Linked DNA regions of Homo sapiens: region 1 is linked to region 2. Evidence: read pairs that join two places in POLR2A ChIA-PET (ENCODE). Cell type or tissue: MCF 10A. All regions are shown on one strand. Region 1 overlaps PIK3CB (phosphatidylinositol-4,5-bisphosphate 3-kinase catalytic subunit beta). Region 2 overlaps FAIM (Fas apoptotic inhibitory molecule).

Region 1 (4,000 bases), 84 kb after region 2:
AACATTTCTTCGAGTTCATCTAAAACATGCAAATAATTTTGGTTCTTAAAAAATGTCTTTAAAACTAGGCTTTAAAAAAGCTGTAATGGATCTCCTCCCATGAAAATCACCTTAGAAGTATGTCAACTACAGAAGTGTGACAGACAATTCTATCAGTAATCCTCTAATTTTCTGTTAATGCTTGGAACAAAATTTCAGTGTGAGTTTGCATACATGTTTTAAAAATGAGAAAGTTAACAAAACTGAATGACTACTTTACCTCTTAATTCAAATTTAGTTCTCAATCTTGAAAAGACTTTAATTGGAACTGCTCTCTCTCCATCAAAATTAGGTGGCCCATAGAAACTATAATCTCATCACTACATATGGACTTCTTAATCACATGTAATCTGGTTTTCATGGTTGTCACAATAACCAAATTGGTATTTTAAGTCATCAATGACATTCTTCTTATCAAATCTAACGATAATGCTCTTTATTATCCTGCAACTGCTGACAGAAAATACCTTCTCTGGTAGCCTCTGGAATACTCCATTAAGTGGCGCTCCTTTTACCTCACCAACTGCTTCTTTCTTCAAGGTACTCCTTCCTTTTCCTTTTCCACCACGCTAAATATGGTCAATTCACAGAACTGTGTGTGTGATTTTAGAATTTCAGTGTAGTTAGAAAACTCTGGAGTTCGCATCATATAATTTTTTTATTTCACAGATAAGAAACTCATGATGAGAAAATAGAGTTAGGTGTACAATCTAAGATCCTCTCTCTCCAAAGTAATTTTTCTTTTCTTATACTGACTGTAGTACAGTTGTTCTTTCTGTATCTCCTAAGGAAAAAAAATATCAGCTCTACTCTAATTAGGTCTAATGTCCATAAAGTATGCACACTCAGAATTATTTCCTAAAGCTGGAAAATCTTTACAAGTTTTCGTTCCTTAATTCTTCGTTCATCTTTTTAAATATTTTCTCACCTCACGGACTCAATTTTTTCTTTTTCTTTTTTTTTTTTTTTTTTTGAGACAGGGTTTCTGTCACCCAGGTTGGGGTGCAGTGGCATGATCTTGGCTCACTGCAACCTCCACCTCCCAGGCTCAAGTGATCCTCCCACCTTAGCCTCCTGAGTAGCTGGGACCACAGGCGCATGCCACCATGCCCAGCTAATTTTTTAATTTTTGGTAGAGACAGGGTTTCACCATGTTACCCAGGCTGGTCTTGAACTCCTGAGCTCAAGAGATCCACCCAACTCAGCCTCCAAAAGTGCTGGAATTACAGGTGTGAGCAATCACACCCAGCCCAAACTCAATTTTCACCTGGATGGAGGCAACTCTTTTTTTTTTTTTTTAATCTTCCTGTTTTTTTAGAGACGGGGTCTTGCCACATTGCCCAGGCTGGATACAAACTCCTAGCCCCAAACGATCCTCCTGCCTCAAGCACCTGAGTAACTGGGACTACAGGCACACACACACCACTGCACCTGGCTCAATTCTAATAATTTATACAACTCTAGAGCTGATTTCTCAGCAATTTACAGTTTCATACTTCTGCTCTCTAGTACTATTTTACTTTTGTCCTATCAAATGCAACCTAACTGAAATCAAATTTAGTATTTTAGTACTTATTAGCCCCATACATAGAGGTAATCCTTTAGCCTTGTTCAAAAGTGATCAGAAAAAAAGGCACTCTTTTTCTGTGTGTATAGGGAGACAGAGTCTCACTATGTTGTCCAGGCTGGTCTCAATCTCCTGGACTCAAGTGATCCTCCTGCCTCAGTCTCCCAAAGCATTGGGATTATACATGTGAACCACCATATGTGGCAAAAAAAAAAGGCATTCATATATACTACACATGGAGAGCAAAAATTGATACACGCTATTGAGGAACAATTTGTAATGATAAGAATTATAAATTTATCTATTCTTTGAATCAATAAACCCACCTCTAAGGAATTTATCTCAGATATACACTGTACATAAGCATGGTTATTCATTATAGCAGCACTGTTTGAACTATCAGAACACAATTCTGCTTAAAAAAAAAAATCTAACAGTCCAGGCATGGGGGGAAAAACAGTTCTCTACATAGATACGTAGAGAAGATATGGTGATATGTAGATATGTAGATATGGTGAATAAAGCAAGAAGCAGAACATTACACAGAATGTGTCATTTTGTGTAAGTATAGGGGGAAAAACAGGAATCGACATTTGTATTTCCTAGTCCACATAAAAAAATTATGGAAAGTTAGGAAAAAAAATAATAAACGTGATTGTATACCTTGTAATGATGACCTAGGGACTCTGGATGGTAGATTATTTGTAGTTTCTTTGCTTCTTGTTTGCCCCTACTGGGTTAAATGTAACAATTCTAGAGCTGACACATGCAGAACTAATGTGTTCATTTATTATTTTTTATCATACATTTTCTCAGAGAGGAAGTCAGGTTCATAGTATTATGCCAAGTTAACACCACCAAAAATTGTAATTTTTACTAAAAATACTAGTCAAGTTGGTTGGTGATTCTGGAGAACATGTGTGAGTCTAAATTAAGATTCTCAAGAAAGTACAGTATTTTGCTGCTATATTTTATTGTATTGTGAAAGTTTAGTTCCTCCTAAGAAATATGTCAAATAGGCTGGGAGCTGTGGCTCATGCCTATAATCCTAGCACTTTGGGAGGCTGAGGAGGTGAAAATCACTTGAGCCCAGGAGTTCGAGACCAGCTTGGGCAACATGGCGAAACCCTGTCTCTACAAAAAATACAAAAAAAAAAAAAAAAAAAGCCGGGTGTGGTGGCGTATGCCTATAGTACCAGCTACTTGGGGGGCTGAGGAGGGAGGCTGAGCCCAGGAGGGCAAGGCTACAGTGAGCTGTGTTCAAGTCACTACACTCCAGCCTGGGTGACAGGGTGAGGCCCTGAGTCAAACAAACAAACAAACAAAAAGAAATACGTCAAATATACACAGTTCTCCTACATTTGGGGAATAACATAATTAGTGAAAACTGTTAGAGGTACATGCTGGAGAGGATAGGAATAGAAGGACACACACACACACACTATTAGATTGCAAAGAGTTTATAGATATGTCAGTAAATGATTATCCAAAAGTAATTTTTCAGGTGACAACTGCTAGTACATGAACATTTTGAAATGTCACTTACAAAGCCATGAATTAAAAAATTCAAATTCAAATTAGTTTACAACTTCACTAGATATATCAACAAACTATAAAGACAGGAAAAAAGAAAAAGAAAACCACTATTATAATGCAAGATTTACACTAAAAATTCCAACATTTGGGAAAGCAGTATAGACCAATGGGAAGATTTGAATAGTCTTTCATTCAAATCCTAGGTTTGAAACAGCTATGTAAGACTAACTTATTTTCTCTGAGCTTCACTTATCTGTAAAAATGGAAATAAAACCATCTACCTCACTTGATGAGGGTATTTTGAGTAGTATTTGAGAAATAAAAGCGTGTGGAAGGTGCTCCATTTACCTCAAATTTCAGGCTAAAGCCAACTAAAGAAAAAGTGTTTTAGGCTGGGAGTGGTGGCTCACGCCTGTAATCCCAGCACTCTGGGAGGCTGAGGTGGGTGGATCACGAGGTCAGGAGATCGAGACGATCCTGGCTAACACTGTGAAACCCCGTCTCTATTAAAAATACAAAAAATTAGCCAGGTGTGGTGGTGGACACCTGTAGTCCCAGCTACTGGGGAGGCTGAGGCAGGAGAATGGCATGAACCCAGGAGGTGGAGCTTGAAGTGAGCGCATATCACACCACTGCACTCCAGCCGAGGTGACAGAGCGAGACTCCATCTCAAAAAAAAAAAAGTGTTTTTACTATTTCTCCCTAATTAGAGATGTTCCTTCTACTCATGAAGAAAGTTAGCACAATTAGGAGCAACAAAGGTTATTATAAAGAAGACACTGTTCCTTAGGAGAATTTCTCAAAAAAAAAAAGAAAAAAAAAACCTACAAAAAATGCTGAAAGCAACACACATTCATT
Region 2 (4,000 bases):
GAGCAGCTGTGCCCACCCTTCTTTTCATTCTTAACAACAATATTCTTGGAAGTCTGTTGCCCTCCTGTTCTAAGTATCCAAGTCTGCTGCTTTGTGGCCACCCTAGGCTTTCTTTCATGGAACCCTTTTGTTCTTCCAGTTATTGAACCCCACAACTCCTGCTTTCATCTTTGTTTACTGGAATATATTCCTTAGGTAATCTCCTGATAAAGGGTGTCTAAGAAATAAACATTACTTTGATCCTCATGCTAAGTTGATAGTTTTGTTCAGTACAGAGTTTTAATTTCAAACTCACTTTCTCTCAGAATTTTTGAAACCCTTATTCCAGTAGCTTCTATTCTCCATTGTTTTAAATGAAAAGTTTTGTGCCAATCTGAATCTCATTTTTTTCTTTCCAGAAGGTTTTGGGAGCTCATCTTATCCCTTATATTTCCAAATTTCATAGTGATATGTTTAGGAATATAGTTACTCAACCTGCAATAAAGTTTTAGAACCACTGGATCTCATTAATAATGGAAATTTTAGTTTTTAAAAGGATTATGATTAGTGTCAACACACTTAAACATATGGGACTTTAACAGATGATGAAACCAGGCCTTTAAATTAATTTTAGGTACTTAATCAGCTGCTTTGCCAACTTGTAATACAATTGATATTAACTTTTCCTAGGTGAAATGGAAGAGACTGCCTGAGCTATGCCTAGCATACAGTTAGTTCTCTTTTAAATGTCCAGGGGCCTGCTTATCTACTTGTGAATTATCTCGGGTCTTTAAAAAATATATTTTTCTGCTTTTACTCCTTGTCTGCCTTTACTCTTCTTTATCCATTTGCAATCCCTCATGAGCCTGGAAATGAGACAGAGTTCAGCCCCAACTTGTCCCTTTTGCTGTTTGGAAGGGATAAGGGACCAGAGTTGTTTACTGAGGTAAAGGCAAAATTGCATATGTTATTGATATTGCTTGCACTTCTGCTTCCAAGATCCATCAAACTTTGGACTATGCTGACTACAGCCTACATTTTACAGATTAGTTATGAAGAATGCAGGCTCCAGGATCAGAGCTGTGTGATGGGCAAATTACTTAACCTCTGAACCTTGGTTTCCTCATCTGTAAAATGGGGATAATGTAACTCCCTCACAGAGTTGTGATATGAGTGAAGTTTAATTGATTTAGTACATGTAAAGTACTTAACAGTGTTTCTCACATTGTGAATTCTTTAAAAATATTATTTGTCAGCCAGGTGCAGTGGCTCACACCTGTAATCCCAGCACTTTGGGAGGCTGAAGTGGGAGGATCGCTTGAGCCCAGGAGTTCAAGACCAGCCTGGGCAACATAGGGAGACCTCATCTCTTCAAAATATTTAAAAATTAGCTAAGTGTAGTGGCACATGCCTGTAGTCCCAACTACTTGGGAGGCTGAGGCGAGAGGATCACTTGAGCCTAGGGGTTCAAGGTTGCAGTGAGCTAAATTGCACCACTGCATTCCAGCATGGATGACAGAGTGAGACCCTGCCTCAAAATTTTAATAATTTGGCTGGGCATGGTAGCTCACACCTGTAATCCCAGCACTGTGGGAGGCCAAGGCAGGTGGATCACTTGAGGTCAGGAGTTCGAGACCAGCCTGACCAACATGGTGAAACCCCATCTCTACTAAAAATACAAAAATTAGCTGGGCGTGGTGGTGGGCACCTGTAATCCCAGCTACTCGGGAGGCTGAGGCAGGAGAATTGCTTGAGCCTGGGAGGCGGAGGTTGCAGTGAGCTGAGATTGCGCCACTGCACTCCAGCCTGGGTGACCAAGCAAGACTCTGTCTCAAAAAAAAAAAAAATTGATAATAATTTAAAAATATTATTTGTGGTGATTATTACTACTCATGGGCAAAGAATGGGCTTATCTAGAGTCTCCTGGTAAAATTCACTCTTGTATGTTATGTGGCAAGTTTCAAATAACAATATTATATGACTTGCTAAATTTTATATTGAGAAATTAGAGCAAGGCCACAAAAAAGCTTTGAATAACAAAACATTATGATTTACTAAGGTCATATTATGTGCCAGATACTATACTAGGCACTTTATATAATTATTTCTAACCCTTATAACAGCCTATGGGAAAGGTGGTATCATCTTCATTTGCCCCTGAGGAAATGGAAGCTCAGAGTGGTGGTGACTTGCCAAAGGGTACTGCTAGTAAAGAGTGATGCTGAGAGCTGACCTCAAAGATCATGTGCATTTTTTTTCACCACCTAAAAAATGTGAGGCATATAAGGGCAATGAAAACAGGGTTGGTTAGCATTCTCAGCTCTTGTAGTCTCCACACCACTGAATACCATGGGAGGAAAATAAAGCTGGCAGGAGGAAAGTACATATGAAACTTCACGCTGGAAGGAAATTCTCTTTCTGTTCTGAAAAGTTTCTCTTTGATAGCATTTACAGAACATAACCTGCTCAGGACTCACCTGGGAAGTCCCTAGCTATTGTTCATGCGGCTGAGGGAATCCGCAGGCAAAGAGGAGATGCTCCAAGATGAACATGCAGCAGCAACTCCCATGAGTCACTAAATCCAGCACTGAGTCATAATAGATTTGAAATTTTATCAGCTAGATATGTCCTTTTATTAACATACCACTTTGAATAGGTTACATACTCAAGATTCAGAAATCAAAATGCTATTAAAAGACACATTAAAAAGTCTTGCTTCCATCCCTGTTCCCATCTGCCATGTTCCCCCATCAAGATAACCATTTTTAGTGTCACTCTAGTGTTTCTTTATTCAGATTCAAGCGAGTACACATATTCTCTCTTACCACATAAAAGCATCTTGCTTTATTCACTTATTATATTCCGAAGATCCTTTTATATCAGAACCTAAAGAACTTTTTCATATTTTTTATAGCTGCAGAGTAAATTTCAATAGTAAATGGTGTATTTAGCTCATTCCCAACTGATGAACACTTGAGCTGTTTCTAATCTTTTGCTGTTAGAAGCAATGCTGCATGAATAGCTTTGTTTGCATGCCTCTTGGAACAGGACACATATTATATTAGTACACATTTCTGGAAGTAGGAAAGTAGGACTTCTATTCTTCTGGGTCAAAGACTAATTGTATTTGTCATCTTAATAGATTTTGCCCATTTGCCTTCCATGGTACTTTTACCATTTTGTACCCCCGTTAGCTATTTTCCCCAGGTTCTCCAGCAGAACATGTAGCCAAACTTTTGGATTTTTTGGCATTCTGCTAGGTGAAGCAATGGTATTTCAGGGTTGTTTTTGTCTTTTTCATAAGTGAGGTTGAGCATCTTAGTTTTAAGTTTCTTTTGTATTTCCTTTCTCATGATGCCTGTTCATGCCCTTTGCCCCATTTTCTTTTGGTTGTTGGTCTTTTTCTCCTTGATTTCTCATAGTCTTCACATTAGTAAGTTTAGTCCTTTGTTCATGCTGTGAGTTTGACATATTTTTTTCAGAGTTTGTCATTTATTACATGACTTTGCTAATGTGTGTGCATTTTTCTTCAATTGTGCTGTGGCTTTTTTACTTTTTTTTTTTTTTCCCAAGACAGGATCTCACTCTGTCGCCCAGGCTGGAGTGCAGTGGTGCAATTTTGGCTCACTGCAACCTCTGCCTCCTGGGTTCAAGCAATTCTCCTGCCTCAGCCTCCTGAGTAGCTGGGATTACAGGCGCCCGCCACTACGTCCAGCTAATTTTTTGTATTTTTAGTAGAGACGGGGTTTCACCATGTTGGCCAGACTGGTCTTGAACTCCTGACCTTGTGATTTGCCTGCCTCAGCTTCCCAAAGTGCTGGGATTACAGGCATGAGCCACCGTGCCTGGCCTTTTTTTGTACTTTTATGTAGTCAAATTTAATACATTTTCTTTTAGGGCTTCTGGATTAGTAGTGTTCTTCAGAGGCATGCTAATACGCTATTGTAGAAACTCTGAGTACACGTACATGTTCAGTAAGCATAGCAAGTAAAATACCAGTTTCTACCATCATCGTGGTTTA

The links. ChIA-PET counts read pairs that join two places held together with the same protein. Peaks named below come from ENCODE experiments on the same cell type or tissue, not always from the same donor. Only the 100,000 strongest peaks of a DNase experiment are listed, where the experiment ranks them.
Region 1: POLR2A ChIA-PET joins it to region 2 with 6 read pairs; 4 of 35 experiments call an interaction of 5 or more read pairs at or near these places.

Annotation. Positions count from the first base shown.
Region 1 is chr3:138,707,271-138,711,270 of GRCh38, forward strand. It overlaps PIK3CB (phosphatidylinositol-4,5-bisphosphate 3-kinase catalytic subunit beta), which reads right to left. Exons shown (of 24, transcript NM_006219.3): 11 at 1-19. Among named protein-coding and RNA genes, the nearest start is that of FAIM, 100 kb to the left of the region's middle. In MCF 10A, no CTCF peak of the experiment used is centred here; no DNase peak of the experiment used is centred here.
Region 2 is chr3:138,623,651-138,627,650 of GRCh38, forward strand. All of the region lies in intron 4 of FAIM (Fas apoptotic inhibitory molecule), which reads left to right. Among named protein-coding and RNA genes, the nearest start is that of FAIM, 17 kb to the left of the region's middle. In MCF 10A, no CTCF peak of the experiment used is centred here; a DNase peak (open chromatin) is centred at 2,501.